5 separate regions of the Homo sapiens genome follow, and all the other regions are linked to region 2. The links are chromatin contacts, found by Hi-C or POLR2A ChIA-PET in ENCODE. All regions are on one chromosome and are shown on one strand. Each heading gives the region's core, a stretch centred on a gene start or an enhancer-like site at or near the end of the contact. The rest is flanking DNA. Distances are from core to core; before and after follow the strand shown.

Evidence for each region. A loop is a pair of places that touch in the nucleus more often than their neighbours do. ChIA-PET counts read pairs that join two places held with the same protein, here RNA polymerase II (POLR2A). Pooled maps may share reads with other maps.
Region 1: a loop to region 2 is called in a map of ascending aorta, with 14 times the contacts of the local background. The contact joins the promoter of CLK4 here to the promoter of CANX in region 2. A Hi-C loop is called at or near these places in 3 of 168 maps with a recorded cell type or tissue (CD4-positive, alpha-beta T cell, ascending aorta and naive thymus-derived CD4-positive, alpha-beta T cell), 12 of 37 single-sample maps with no recorded cell type and 20 of 50 pooled maps.
Region 3: a loop to region 2 is called in a map of CD8-positive, alpha-beta T cell, with 6 times the contacts of the local background. The contact joins the promoter of PHYKPL here to the promoter of CANX in region 2. A Hi-C loop is called at or near these places in 2 of 168 maps with a recorded cell type or tissue (B cell and CD8-positive, alpha-beta T cell), 4 of 37 single-sample maps with no recorded cell type and 10 of 50 pooled maps.
Region 4: a loop to region 2 is called in a pooled map, with 9 times the contacts of the local background. The contact joins the promoter of TRIM7-AS2 here to the promoter of CANX in region 2. A Hi-C loop is called at or near these places in 2 of 37 single-sample maps with no recorded cell type and 10 of 50 pooled maps. POLR2A ChIA-PET finds 5 or more read pairs at or near these places in 1 of 52 experiments (GM10248).
Region 5: a loop to region 2 is called in a map of endothelial cell of umbilical vein, with 9 times the contacts of the local background. The contact joins the promoter of RACK1 here to the promoter of CANX in region 2. A Hi-C loop is called at or near these places in 1 of 168 maps with a recorded cell type or tissue (endothelial cell of umbilical vein), 1 of 37 single-sample maps with no recorded cell type and 9 of 50 pooled maps.

The regions. Positions count from the first base shown.
Region 1 is chr5:178,625,729-178,628,428 of GRCh38, reverse strand. CLK4 (CDC like kinase 4) reads left to right here and starts at 1,379. Exons shown (of 13, transcript NM_020666.3): 1 at 1,379-1,483. RefSeq lists enhancers at 1,411-2,020, 1,753-2,433.
Region 2 is chr5:179,697,635-179,700,378 of GRCh38, reverse strand. It overlaps CANX (calnexin), which reads right to left and starts at 1,412. Exons shown (of 15, transcript NM_001746.4): 1 at 1,277-1,412. RefSeq lists enhancers at 158-217, 1,778-2,307 and silencers at 1,028-1,317, 1,358-1,767.
Region 3 is chr5:178,231,349-178,234,121 of GRCh38, reverse strand. PHYKPL (5-phosphohydroxy-L-lysine phospho-lyase) reads left to right here and starts at 1,320. Exons shown (of 13, transcript NM_153373.4): 1 at 1,320-1,630; 2 at 2,599-2,717. The coding sequence starts at 1,572. LOC112267937 (a long non-coding RNA gene) reads right to left here and starts at 84. Exons shown (of 3, transcript XR_002956238.2): 1 at 1-84. RefSeq lists silencers at 1,086-1,495, 1,576-1,895 and an enhancer at 1,158-1,696.
Region 4 is chr5:181,190,626-181,193,325 of GRCh38, reverse strand. TRIM7-AS2 (TRIM7 antisense RNA 2) reads right to left here and starts at 1,436. Exons shown (of 2, transcript NR_183285.1): 1 at 1,186-1,436. It overlaps LINC01962 (long intergenic non-protein coding RNA 1962), which reads left to right and starts at 1,418. Exons shown (of 2, transcript NR_108031.1): 1 at 1,418-1,584; 2 at 1,981-2,280. TRT-TGT6-1 (tRNA-Thr (anticodon TGT) 6-1) reads left to right here and starts at 1,568; the gene lies at 1,568-1,639. RefSeq lists silencers at 1,090-1,429, 1,610-1,689, 2,310-2,439 and an enhancer at 1,450-1,629.
Region 5 is chr5:181,242,608-181,245,374 of GRCh38, reverse strand. RACK1 (receptor for activated C kinase 1) reads left to right here and starts at 1,469. Exons shown (of 8, transcript NM_006098.5): 1 at 1,469-1,683. The coding sequence starts at 1,575. SNORD95 (small nucleolar RNA, C/D box 95) reads left to right here and starts at 1,999; the gene lies at 1,999-2,061. RefSeq lists enhancers at 1,225-1,294, 1,375-1,514, 1,615-1,674.

The DNA.
Region 1 (2,700 bases), core at 130-2,629, 1.1 Mb after region 2:
TGAGTAAGATTTAAATTTGTAGATGCAAAAATGGTGGCTATTCTAGATGAAAATAATATCATTTGTTTCATTCTGTAGCATAAAGAGTTTACCCTTCCAGTTTTCCAAGTTTCTTTTCAACTTCGCTTCTTGGAGTGCAATCTCCATGAAAATTCAACTTACTTTTTGAAATGCTGTACAATCTCCGAGATTTATCTAAATTTACCCTACTTACCCAAACCAGATGGCACAAGTTTCTATCATGTTAGATCACTAAAGGTATTTCCGTTCCCTCCTTTCACCTAACAGGATAACAGGTCTCCCACATGCTACTGGGCTAATACCCGCAAGAGTTCAACCCTACCCTCCCAAATTTGATTTCTAGCTTTCCCTTTTATCCAGCGAATCCCCGTCAGAATACAGAAGCCAACCCCCACCCCGCCCGCCGTCCCCCCCCACGATCTTCAGTCTCACCTAAACCCTTTCCCTCACTTACGCCCTTCCTTGCTTTGACACCCTATTCTTGGTTCTCCTCCTCTGCTGATCATTCCTTCTCAGGCCCCTTTCCCTCTGGCCCTTGAGTGTTCCCCACAGGGCTCCGACTTTGACCCTAATATTTCTCATGTTACATACTTACACGGGGGAACTGCCTGAGGGTCCTCAGAACTGCAGAATACCTTATTTGAGGTAAGCAAGCCCCATAACGGACTATCACTAGCTCAGAGACATTTTTCAGCCTTGAATAAAATCAGCCCGCAGGGACAAAAAAAAATGGGGAAAACTTCGTTAGGGAAACTTCCAGCGACCTTAACTGCTCAGGAGGTAGGGATCCTAACAGGAAAACCTTGTCAGGAGTCTCCATTGAAACCTCCGGGTTTTTGTTTTGTTCTGAATAGGAGCACGTGCCTTGAAAAGATTAGCACCCCTTGAGCTTGTTTTCTGAGACAGCCTCTTTGTCCGAATCCACCTTAGACTGGAAGCGCCAAGTGGGCAGGACAAGCACCCAGTCCAGGGAACAGCCCAGGGACCAGCCAAGGCCCGCCCTAGGCGGTTTTGGGGCCGTTGTCGGGTGCCGGCTGCGGGAGTTGAGGTCCCGGGGGAGGGGGCAGACACGCGGTACACACTGAGGGCGGGACACGGGCGTTCCTTCCCGGTTCCACCCGAGCCCGTAGAGAACGTAAACACCCTCCCGGCCTAGAGGCCCCGGGACCGGGTGGGCGGGGGGGGGGGGGTGGAAATGCTTGGGCCGCGCAGCCGCAGTGTGGAGGCTCGAGCCCCGCTCTTACGTCACGTGGAGCCCCGCCCTTAGGTGGAGCGGCGGGAGCGCGCAAGGTTCTGTCACGCAGGCGCGTTCGCGCGGCGTAGGTGGTGCTAGAGGCGACTCGGGGGATTCTAGGGCGACGGCGCTGCCGCCATTTTGTGGGGTGTTTGTCGCAGCGGCCGAGGAGGGAAGACGGCAGTTTGGCGACATTTCTCGGCCGAAGGGCCATTTGCTTTTGCGGAGGTAGGGTTGCAGATGGTGTGTGCTGGGACAGGCGGCTGTCGGTCTTTAGGTCTCCGAGCCAGGTGTCGGAGAAACGACCGCGTTAGGGGCCTGGGCTTCTGGAGCTGAGTTGGGAGTTCTGCGAGGCGCTGCTCGGCTGGTGCACGCCGGCAGCACCGAAAGTTGCTCGGGCGTCGCGGTTCTGCCGCTGACCCTTCTCTGAGGGCCCTGGCCGCTCGCGTCGCGGCTCCGGAGGCCGTGGGCTCGCGGTCCCCTGCTGCCTGGCGAGCGCGGCTGTTGGTTAACCCTGTCGGGACCTCTTCCAGCCGGCGGGCGCTAGGACCTGTCGGGAGACCCTTCGAGAGCCGTCTCTGGCATTCGTGTTGTCGGAGATCAAGTCTTCCCCTGGATTCCTGGCCTGGGCCGTTTGTAGCGTTTCGGGGGTTTTCCAGAGTCAAGCATTTGCCCCTGTCTTGAGTGCGCCAAAGGCACTGGCCGGGTGCCCAGGAGCCGGGAGGTGGGGACCGGGCGTCCGTGCAAATCCAGGTGGTTGAGGGCAGTAGCTGCTTGTGAGAGGTGGAAATTTGCGGAGGCTAGTCCTCTGTGCTATGCTGAACACAACATTGTTGCAGCGAACCTGCGTTTCTGGTGGTTTTGCATCTTATTATCCCTGGTTGCCTAAATAGTCCAGATAGGCTTATCCGATCCTTAGGAAACCGCCCCGCAAACTGAACTCGCCAGCCACTTTGTCTTGCCTCATAGCTGTCCTGTGCGATTGTGCTTTTTACACACCCCTACAGGCTTGTAACCCATTAAATGCAGTCCTCTTGGAGCCATCCAATCCTAAACTTATAACCTGTTTCGATGTTTTTAAGCCATGTACGTAGCGTAAAGTTGTCAAGAACTACAGGATCTTAAGGGCAGTGGCGATGGATCTACATATGAGATCCATTGTGTCATTATTTTTTGAAAGATACCTACTCTAGCATGTGGGATGCTTTATTAGAGGCAGTGTCATGATTCTAGATAGCTTTTCTTTTTTATGTATGCGAAGGAACCTTACCACGTAGAACGTGGGTCGGGTGATCTTTGTGCCTCCAGATAAAATATTTTTGAACATTGCAGGGTGAGTGGGGGAGGTCAGAGGCTGGGACTAACAGCTGAATTACATTTGAAGTAGTGAACTTGAGAAGAATTTTGGACTCTCACAACGGAGCTCGTTCTTATTTTAATGTTTG
Region 2 (2,744 bases), core at 163-2,662:
ATACAGAATGATTTTAAAGATCAATAAAATTCTTCCCCCTTAAAAAAATCTACTTATTAAAAAATTAAGCAAAATCTTCCATTTCCTAAATCAGAGGTAAAAAGACTTAACTATGGTTAATCTTGTCCTCTCAATCTTTTAATATTAAGCTCAGTTTAACTTCCCTCAACCAGCAATCACTTGTGTCATGCCCAGCGGTAATACACAATGCCCGGTTTCTTCTATCACCATAACTGTGACCTCAGGTCCTGCGAAACAGGACTGAACCAGTTCACTAGGATGGCAGTGTATTGGTCCAAAGGCATTCAGATTATAATAACGTACCGCAATGATCATCGAGCAGTTACTAAATGTCGGACTTCCCTGTCTTATTGTATACATATCTTAATTTAATCCTCACAAATCCATCGGGTATTATTATATCCATTACTTGACAAGAACGGGGGCACAAAGGGTAAGAAAACTGCCGAAGTTCACAGAGCAACCAATGACCAATCAAAGACTCGAGCCAGGGCCTTAGCGTTAACCACTGCACGGTCTATCCCTGAACTATAATCCCAGCACCATCAGTACACTAATCGCATGACCTTGGGCCAGTCATTTCATACCTCCAGGCCTCCGGTGTGGAAAGAGATGCACTTAGATGAGCTTTCGGGGGCTTTCCTGCTTTTAACGCCCTGTCCCTCTCCAACTGGATTACTCGCCTCCAGAATAGGTGCTGTAACTGCTAAGTTTCTCAACCACTGCGTGTTCTCCTTCTGGTACATTCCCCTTTCTCTTCAGGGAACTAGGGTCCAGTCTCCGCTTTGGATTTTCAAATATTAAACTGTAACGCTAGTTGTAAACATTCCCTCTCGGTCTAATACCACCCTTCCCTACTACTAGGGGTACCTAGTAGGCCCGATTCCACCCTATACTTTTACCCAGTTACTCCAGCCCACCTCGCGGCTGCCCAGGCAGCCGGCAAAGAGGCCTAAGAAAGCCCTAGAAGCAAAGCCATAGGAATAAGTCAGCTTTCCCAGAGGTCAAAGAAGGCTGTCGGGCCACCTGCCACGCCTCCCGACCCCGGCGGCGCGGCCTGGGCCCGCAACCCAACCAAAGACGCCCGGATTCGGGCCTCCTCGCTCACGGCGGGCGCGTCGGCCAGGGCCTGGGCCCTCAAGAGCCAGCCCGACCCCTCAGTCGCCGGCCACGCCCGACCCCTCAGCCGCAGAGGCGCTCCCAGCCCCCCGAGGTCCTCACAGGCCCGAGGACGCGCTCAGGTCTCCCCTCTCACCTCTAGCCTCCCGGGGACCGCGGGGGTGCCCGTGCCCCTTCCCGCCCGCACACCTTGCCCCGCGCCGCAGTAAAGAGAGAGGCGGAGGCGGCCCGACCGTCACGTGCCGCAGAACCAAGAGGCCTCGGCCACCGCTGCCGCGCGAGCGAGCCCCACCGCACGAAGCCCGGCCCTGTGCCCGCCCCTGGCCCCTGAGTAGCCACAGCCGGCGCCAAGTCCCGCCCTCCCGCGCAAGCCCCGACATCCGGTTGGCCGGCGTGGGCATCGCTCTACGCACCGTCCCATACGCCCCCTACGGCTATTCTTCGTGGAGTGTGAAGATTGGCCGGGAGTGAGGCAGGAAGTGGCTGTTGGTTGGGCGGGAGGTGAGGGGCGGGCCACGCTGGATCGAGACCGCCGGGCGCGCGCGTCTCGGGGCGGGGCTGGTTTAACAGGCGTTCCCGCGTCGGTTGCTGTGGTGCCTTCGGGGCGTTCCAACCCAACCCCCAGTAGCCCTCACCCGTCTGGTTCCTGGAGCCGAGACTTGGGACGCATCGCGCGCCCTTCGCTGACGGGGCAAACGGCAGCCGGCAAAAGGGGTAGGAGTCCGACGATCGGCCATCAGGAAGGGCCCGTTGCAGCGAACGCGGGCCCCTACGGGCGTGAGCAGAACCCAGCGCGAGCGCCTGGCCGGATTGGCGTGCACTGCTCCGCGCTGTGTGAGCCGGCGCCGCAGTTCCTGCAGAGTCATGGCTCGGCCCAGGAGCCTGCGCAGCCTCGTCGCCCAGCATAACACACAGTCCAGAATAATATAATCCGAGGTTATTTGAACTTTCAATTTATGTTTCCTGAAGTGAGATTAGGTGTCAGGGCAGAGAGATACAGGGATGACAGGACGAGAGAAAGGATGGTGCCATGGAAAGATTTAAGATACGCCACCATTTTAGTAACCCACTCTTAGTACATCTTCAGTTTTCAGTATGCTGAGAACCTCACAAAATGGAAGTGGCCCAGGGTTTTTCTAGACCTTTAGAGATCCTGATCTCTTGTTCTCTATTTGTTTGGACACCCAAAGGCTTGACTACTAGGGTGGAAAACACTAGAATCAGCGAATGTATCACTGATCTGAAAAGCCCTCTTGCCACCGGGAAGGGGAAGAAAGGCAGGGTTTGGTGTTTGCATGAGTTAGTATCATCCAACCCTCAACCCCCAAATTTTTTTTATTTTTATTTTTTTGAGACGAAGTCTTGCTCTGTCGCTCAGGCTGGAGTCTAGTGGTGCGATCTTAGCTCACTACAACCTCCGCCTCCCGGGTTCAAGCGATTCTCCCTCAGCCTCCCGAGTAGCTGGGATTACAGGCGCCCGCCACCACGCCCGGCTAATTTTTGTATTTTAGTAGAGACAGGTTTCACCATGTTGGCCAGGCTGACCTCAGGTGATCGACCTGCCTCTGCCTCCCACAGTGCTGGGATTACAGGCGTGAGCCACG
Region 3 (2,773 bases), core at 71-2,570, 1.5 Mb after region 2:
GATCACATGATCCCAGGGAGGTAGAGACTGCAATGCTGCACTCCAGCCTGAACAACAGAATAAGACCCTTTCTTTAAAAAAAAAAAAAAATACAGGCCACAAGCAGTTAACCTCGCAGTTAATTTGGGAAGAATTTTTTCCAAAAATCATGTAAAATATTCAATTCAGCTTTACAGTTAAAAATAAGAAATTCCATTCTTTTAGGGAAGATGAAAAAGTCCTGTTGCATGGATGGTGGTGATGGCTGCACGACGATGTGAATGTACTTTTGCCACTGAATTGTATCCTTAAAAATGGTTAAAATGGTAAAATTTTGTTATGTATATTTTACACAATAAAGAAAAAAGAAACTCCAAATGTTCTTTAATAAATGCCTTAAGCGGCCGGGTGCGGTGGCTCACCCGGCCTGTAATCCCAGCACTCTGGGAGGCCGAGGCAGGCAGATCATCTGAGGTCAAGAGTTCAATAAATGCCTTATGCATCTTACAACTGTATTGGGAAGAGAAGAAGAAATCAGCAATGAGGGAGTGAAGCAGAGGCCTGGGAATCATGATGTGGACAGAAAGAAGGGACAATCAGGAGCCTCCCCTGCACCTGCTGCAGTCCCAGGCCCGTGTTCCAGGGTTCTTCAAGGCAGAAAGCCCCAGTGCCTCACCCCAGGAGGGGGCTTTTCTCTCATATCCCAGCCCCTTGGGAGGCTTTTTCTTCTCACTCCCTGGGCTGGGAGTCAAGAAGACCTCAGTAGGAGTCCAGCCTCTGCAGCCTTGCTGCGTGTCTGACAACAAAACCCTTTCCCTTTCTGGGCTTCAGGGTCACCGACATGTACCACAAGGAGGATTCCCAACCTCTCTTCTTGCCCAAACGCTGCATGATTCTCTCAGCGACGATACAGCTCGTCCGGTTCACCCTGCCTAGATTCTAGCAGGAACTATGGTGCCCTGAAGGTCAAGCCCATGGTGATCTCCTTGGTCAGCCCCAGAAGGGACCCTGGGCTCTCCTTCTGCTCTTCCTGCTGCCCCTTCATGGGGCTGGGAAAACCTAGGACCTGCTTCTCCCACCCTGAGGCCCCTACTGTGTACCAGGCCCGGGTAAGGTACCAGTCACATACTCGCACTTAGGCCTCACAGTTCATCCCATTTTATGCACAAGGCGACTCAAAGACTGAGTCTGGCCCAGAGAAGGCCTGCAGGAGCTCCGAGCCCCGCCTGGGCGCCGGGAGCAGGGGCGGGGTCGTCCGGGACCCTTTCCCGGAAGGGAGGCCGCAGGGGCCTGCGGGGCGGGGCCTGCGGGGCGAGGCCCGGGGCGCGTCCCGGAACCAGAGACGGGGCAGCGCTCGAGTTCCTGCGCGGGACTGCCAAGGCACGACCACGGGCCGGAAGGCTGCCAGGCCCAGTGGGCAAGCGAAGAAATGAACCACCGCAACGCGGGCGCTTCGGGGCGGGGCCGAGTGCGAACCTGAGCCCCAAATCCCGACCCAGGCAGGGGCGGGGCCCGGAGCGGGGCCTTGGAGGCCCAGCCCGCGCGGCGACGTCTCCGCGTGGCGTCACGGCACCGACTGACGGCCACCCACCATGGCCGCAGACCAGCGCCCGAAGGCCGACACGCTGGCCCTGAGGCAACGGCTCATCAGGTACCCGGGCGGGGGGCGGGCGGCGGGGGGCGCGGGGCTGCGCGGAGAGGCACGCGCACGCACGACGCACGCACGCACGCACTACGCACGCGCCTCCGGCTAGGAAGCCGCTGCTACCCATCCCGTCCGGCCGCTGCCCCGGCCCCGCTGGAGCTTCTAGGGCCCGAGGCGGGCGGCGCCGTTGGGCAGTCCCGGCGGGTGGTCTCCGGGGCCGCCTCCCCGACAGCGCCGTCTCCAGGCCGCCCAGTTCAGGAGACGGCCCCGCCCTCACCGCTGTTCGGCTGTGTCAGCCTCGCTTGGCAGCCTTTACTCCGGAGAAGACCTTCACCCTGGCGCCTGAGAGGACCTCACCCAGGGTGGCCCGTCAGCAGCACCTGGGCCTGGCTCGAGAGTGACCTGGGAGGGGGCTGAAAGGGCAGACAAGGGAGAGTCGGGGGAGTCGGTTCACAGGCAGCACACTTGACCTGTGAGGGGGCCCTCGGTGGGACGGTGGGTGAGGTCGCCTCCCACTGGAGCTTAGGGCTGGCACCCAGCGAGGGGCAGCAGGGCCACGTGGCTGGCAAGGAGCTGTTTAGGGCTGAGAGCCAGGCACCTAATGTTGGTGCCCTGGCCCATCCCATCGAAGACACGCGGCCTTATGGAGTCCCCATGGGACGGGGCAGCCACCTTTTCTCAGGATCCGGGAGACTGACGCGGACACATGCAGAAATGAGCAAGGAGGCCACAGAGGCTGAAAATGCTTTCAGAAACAATCCGAAGTTTCAGCGACTTGTTACCCCATCTGCTTCCTGCTTTGCAACCACCTGTGGAGTGGAGAGACAAGGCAGGGAAGCAGCACCTTGCCCTTCCAGCTCTCATTTCCCCCCCGCCACCAGAAACTGGGAAGGGGTGGGCGGGGGTCTGCGATGAGTAGACTTCACCCTTTCGGTCTTCAGACATGGCTGTCCACTCCTTGCCTGTCCCCACAGCTCTTCCTGCAGACTCTTTTTTCCCGAGGATCCTGTTAAGATTGTCCGGGCCCAAGGGCAGTACATGTACGATGAACAGGGGGCAGAATACATCGATTGCATCAGCAATGTGGCGCACGGTCAGTATCACACCTCAGGCTGGCAGGGCAGGAGAGGAAGGCAGTGCTGTGAACCT
Region 4 (2,700 bases), core at 187-2,686, 1.5 Mb before region 2:
GAGAGTGAATCCTATGTCCTGCTCATACATGGAGAGCAGCTCTAAAACCGGGTAGCCAATTCAGGCATTTGAATACCACTGATTTCCACAAGGAAAACCGATCTCTAACATTAATTTCCTAACTGAATCACCTATTGTTACCGTTAAGCCTTAATGTTATCTGGCTTGTATGGCTTTTTGATTAAGTATCATAATTCCCTTTGTACCATCCAACAAATGTGCTGGGCATCACAACACACATTACAGGTCCCAGAAAGTACCATGTCTGGTGAAGGTGTCACATGAGGGTCAGGTCTGGGGACTGGGAGTAGCTGTCCGCATGTTTATTTTCCGTTTTTGTGTCCATGAGTGCAATCGTGTGTCTATCAGAGTGTGTGTGTTTGCAGAGTGACTACATATATAGCTATGTATCTTAAGAAATGTAACAACAGTTACTGTAACAATTGCATAGAGAAGGGAACAGATGTTCTTTCTTGCTAACCAGGGCAGTACAGTAACTTGGATGTCAGGATGCTGGTGTCCTCGAGGGCATGTGTGTGCATTTCCCTCTCCTAGACTCTGGGCATCATAAACTCTAGGGACCTCTGGGTCTGTGAGAACAACTGGCCTAACTTGGGCCCTTCTTATTCAACCCATCAGTCCTAGCTGCTGACCCATAAGCGCAGGCCTCTGCCGCCAGACCCTCACAGGGACCCTCAGCATCCAGAATGGGGGGCACCTAGAGGCCCACCTCTGGCCTGGCCGCCCAGTGACCCAAGTCACCCGGCATTGCAGGGAGCACAGGGCAGGCTAGGCCACCAGACCAAGGTCCACCTCCTACACCCACCACTTTCTGTCCTTTGCCAGGCTGAGCCCTCATCCTTTTCCCCTCTCCTCCGGCCCGTGGGCCCTTTAAGGGCCCTGACAGAACATGTCAGGGTGTACCCTAAAAGCTGCCTTTTCCTACTTCATCCAAATGTGAGACGGGGCTGGCACCCACCCGCAACCTCGCCTGGACCCTTCCCACCCCAGCGCCTCCAAACACCTGGCCCTCCTGATTCCCCGCCTCCCCCGCCACACTCCCGCTGGGCCTCCACCTCCTGATGACCCCACTGTTCCCCCACCGCCCAGCTCGCCCCAGGTCCCGCCCTAACCTCTCGGATCTGGACTCCCTGCAGGACGGGCGCACTGACACCCTTCCCTGACCTTTCCATAGCCTTGACCTGGATCCCCGCTTCCTCACGCACAGCAAGACGCAAAACGTGCTCCCCAATCCTGCGCACGCCCTTCCCTGGCCCCCGCCCCGCCCAAGGCCCGGGGCGGTCCTCACAGCTCGGAGCTCGGCGGTGCCGCCCCGCCCCGACAGCTCCCGCCCGCGCGCGCGCCCAACGACGGCACTGTCTTCGCGGAGCCCTCTGCCGGGACTAACGGCCGTTCCGTGCCACGGACGCACGGGCAAGATGGCTGCGGCCGTGGGAGGAGCTTGGGTCCAGCAGCCACAGAACTCGGCCGAGGGTTCAGCGGACTGCGGCTGCGCGGCGCCGGCGACAGCGTCAACTGCTTTTGTGTCAAAAGGAAACCAACAGCCGGCTCCATAGCTCAGGGGTTAGAGCACTGGTCTTGTAAACCAGGGTCGCGAGTTCAAATCTCGCTGGGGCCTGCTTCCGTCTTTTCCTATTCTTTCCTTAAAGATAGAAAAGTGGAAGATAGGCAAGCCTACTTCCGCCTTCCTGGGAGGCCAGAGCCTGGCGGAGTCACTTTCTTTTTGCCTCTAAGATACCCACCGCGCAAGGCTACTTTCCTACCACTTCCTTATCTCTTGAAGAGTCAGACCCACTGCGGGCTTCCTTTTCCATCACGGGTTCCCTGGGCCCCGCGCGCCCTCTCCCCACGACCCCGCTCACTTCCTTCTGCGCGCTCCCCGGGAGCGTCTTTCCGCTTCTCTCCGGTCTTCCCACTCCAGCTAGGGACTCGCCCTCGTGTCTCCTTCCCTCTCTCCAGGGGGAGACGATGGCACTACCGCGCCCCTTCCCGCCATGCGTTTGTTTGCGGCGTTCCCCGACGCGCGCGCTGAGGCTCTGGTCTGCGGCTCTGCGCTTGGCGGCTGCGCGCCCTCGGCCTTCGGGTCCCCGCCGCCTCCGTGCTGCAAGGTCTGATTTCTTCCTGTGGAGTTAACACGGAAAAGCGCAGACGGCCACATTCATGACCCGGGAGTAACGGCTCTACCTGTCACATTCGCTTTCAGCCTAAAACAAAATTTTAGTTTATTTTAGACAAAATATATAACTAAGGTATGCTGGCCTTCTGACTGATTTATTCTTGCTGTTAACGGAAGTGTAGAAAGTGAGCCCAAGTCCTCAGTGAACAGTGGGGGCGCTGCCCAGGTGCAGGACTGGCCCCCTGGGGGTCTCGGGACGGCTCCCGCCTCCGTCTTCCCCGCACCGCGCACTTTGGAGGCCTGGGCACAGGTGGAGGCGGCGCTGGGTCCCGCCGTACACTCCCCTGTCGCAGGCGCCCTCTCTCCAGCCGGAGGGAACCTCAAAAAAGCTCTGAGCGAGTCCCCGTCCCAGGTGGGGCCGCGGCTTATACCGGGACCACTCCAGGGTAGCTCAAGGTTCGAAAACGGAATCCCTGTCCGGTGAACCAGAGAAGAGAAAATCGCTCGGGGCCACCTGGGTAGAGACCGGAGGGGTGACTGCCTTGACTGGGAGGCGTGGAGGA
Region 5 (2,767 bases), core at 220-2,719, 1.5 Mb before region 2:
CAGGGCGCTTTACATTTGCTTCTTCACTTTCCACACCACCATGTAATGTAGATACTAATATTATTTCCAATCTCATTTCACAGATGAGAAACGAAAGTTGATAGATGTCACAAATAGAAAAGTATATACTTAGGTATAATGCCCCCTTTATTTTGCATAGATGTTGGTGGCTGCTATCATCCTGATCTGTGCCCCTGTTTAAAACTACTTGAATAGACATGGTGCCAACACTGTCTCTTATAGTCAGAGATGGGTGAGAATGGGAGCCATTACTTATTTAAATTCCTGCGGTCGAGCGGAAGGCAGAAGGACAGTTAGGTATCCGTGTTCCACCGCTTCCCTGTCTGGGCACGTCCTTCAGGGCACAGTTGGACCCCCAGACCCCTGGGCTTTTGTGTACGCTGGCTGGGCCCAGAGAGAGCTTTCCACTAGATGTCCCCAGAAGTCAGAACCTTAAGGTCCTCCTTTGGGCATTTCCGTTTCTGCGAGAGCTTCCCGTGTTCTGGCCTAGGCAGGAACGGATTGGCAGTCTAGCAACACACAGGGCAATTTTTACTTTATTATTTTATTGTATGTATGTATTTATTTATTTGAGTCGGAGTCTCGCTCTGCTGCCCAGGCTGGAGTGCAGTGGCGCGATCTCGGTTCACTGCAACCTCCGCCTCTCAGGTTCAAGGGATTCTCCTGCCTCAGCCTCCCGAGTAACTGGGATTACAGGCACCCCCCACCACGCCTGGCTAATTTTAATTTTTTTTATTTATTTATTTGGAAAGAGGTTGCATCATGTTGGCCAGGCTAGTCTTGAACTCCTGACCTTAAGTGATCCACCCGCCTCGGCCTCTCAAAGTGGTAGGATTACAGGCATGAGCCACCGCGCCCGGGAAAAAGAGACCAATTCTTAGTTCATCCAGAGTAACCCTCTCCTGCCTTAGTCCAGCCTGGACTAAGTCCTTCCGGAGTTGGTGTGCATCAGAACAAAAACCTCGTGAGGGGAGAACACCCTCCGGAAGCACAGTTTTAAAGTTTATTTTTAACATTTTAATACTCTACTTTTTAAATTGCCCATCGTTACCCACGATAGTGAAATGAAAATTAAGCTCCCCTGGGGTTGCCCCGTCAACCCTCCCCGCACCAAGTGGAACAGGCGGAGCTCGAGCTATGCCACATAGGGGCGGGGAAGCAGCCCGGCGGTCCTCATGGGAATGTGCCGTACACTTCACCTCTTTCGCTTCTCGCTCTACATCATCCCTGAGAAGCCTTTTTAAACACTTGAATGTGCTTGTTTCAGAGTGTATTTGTAAAGTGCAGTCAGATTTTGTTGTACGGAAGACGGGACTGTGATGCCTTGCAATTTCCCTCTGCCTTTTGCATTACATGGCGCCGCCATCTTGAGCAGAAATGTATCATGGGGCTCGCCATTTTGCATGGTCGAGCGGGTATTTCCGGTTCCGGCGGGGGGCTTTTCTCTCTCTCTTTCACTGCAAGGCGGCGGCAGGAGAGGTTGTGGTGCTAGTTTCTCTAAGCCATCCAGTGCCATCCTCGTCGCTGCAGCGACACACGCTCTCGCCGCCGCCATGACTGAGCAGATGACCCTTCGTGGCACCCTCAAGGGCCACAACGGCTGGGTAACCCAGATCGCTACTACCCCGCAGTTCCCGGACATGATCCTCTCCGCCTCTCGAGGTACGGACTAAGGTAGATTTCAGGACCCGAGATTGCAGGGCTGGGGGATTCCGCGTGTCGTGTAGGGAATTCCGCGTGTGGTGTGGCAGGCCGGTGGCGCGCGAGTTGGCGGGGACTGACAGACTTCTCTGCCCCATTGTGAATTGGGGCGTGCGGACCCGAGCCTAGGCCTCAACCCGGGCGAACCACATTGCAGATGAGAACCTACGTGTACATCAGCTCGCAGCTGCTAGGAGGGTTGGAGAGTTGGAAACTTTTAAAATATCTTTTGCCTTCTCCTTCGTAGTGTGGCCGGGGGCCTACGGGCCGGGCGGGGCGGTGATGACCCCAACATGCCATCTGAGTGTCGGTGCTGAAATCCAGAGGCTGTTTCTGAGCTGCCGCCCGGCCCAAGGCTCGTGGGGAGGCAGGTGGACTCCAGAGGACCTCGTGGCTCAAGTGTCGGCCTACTTTTTCTGCCCCTGGTTCTCCCCGTCCCTATCCCTGTGTTCCTGACTGCGTTTAGACGCTTCTTGTGCTTCCGCTTTGCTGCTACACTGTTAAGAATTGTCTGACTTTTGAATCATGTCTGGCTGTTAATCGTAAAATTTGTTGAGTGGGACAGGTTTCAGTAAAAGCATCCAATCCTGTAGCGCCTGAAGTGGCTTTTCCAGCATTCATTACTACATTTCTGTCGGCCCTCAGAGGTAGGCATAGGAGGCCCCAGCTACTCTACAGCCACAAACTGCTGTGCATTTGGTTGCAGAGAAGACACAAAGTGGCTGTTGAGTTCGTCTGAGTTTCAGGAAAGGGTGTCTGTATTTCTGGCACCTAAATTAAGTTCTCAGGATACAGGCTGGGCGCGGTGGCTCACGCCTATAATCCCAGCACTTTGGAAGGCAGAGGCGAGTGGATCACTTGAGATCAGGAGTTAGAGACTAGCCTGGCCAATGGTGAAACCGCATCTCTAGTTAAAAAATTAGCCAGACGTGCTGGCAGGTGCCAGCTGGCCAAGTAATCCCAGCTACTTGGGAGGCTGAGGCGGGAGAATTGCTTGAACACGGGAGGTGGAGTTTGGAGTGAGCCGAGATCATGCCACTGCACT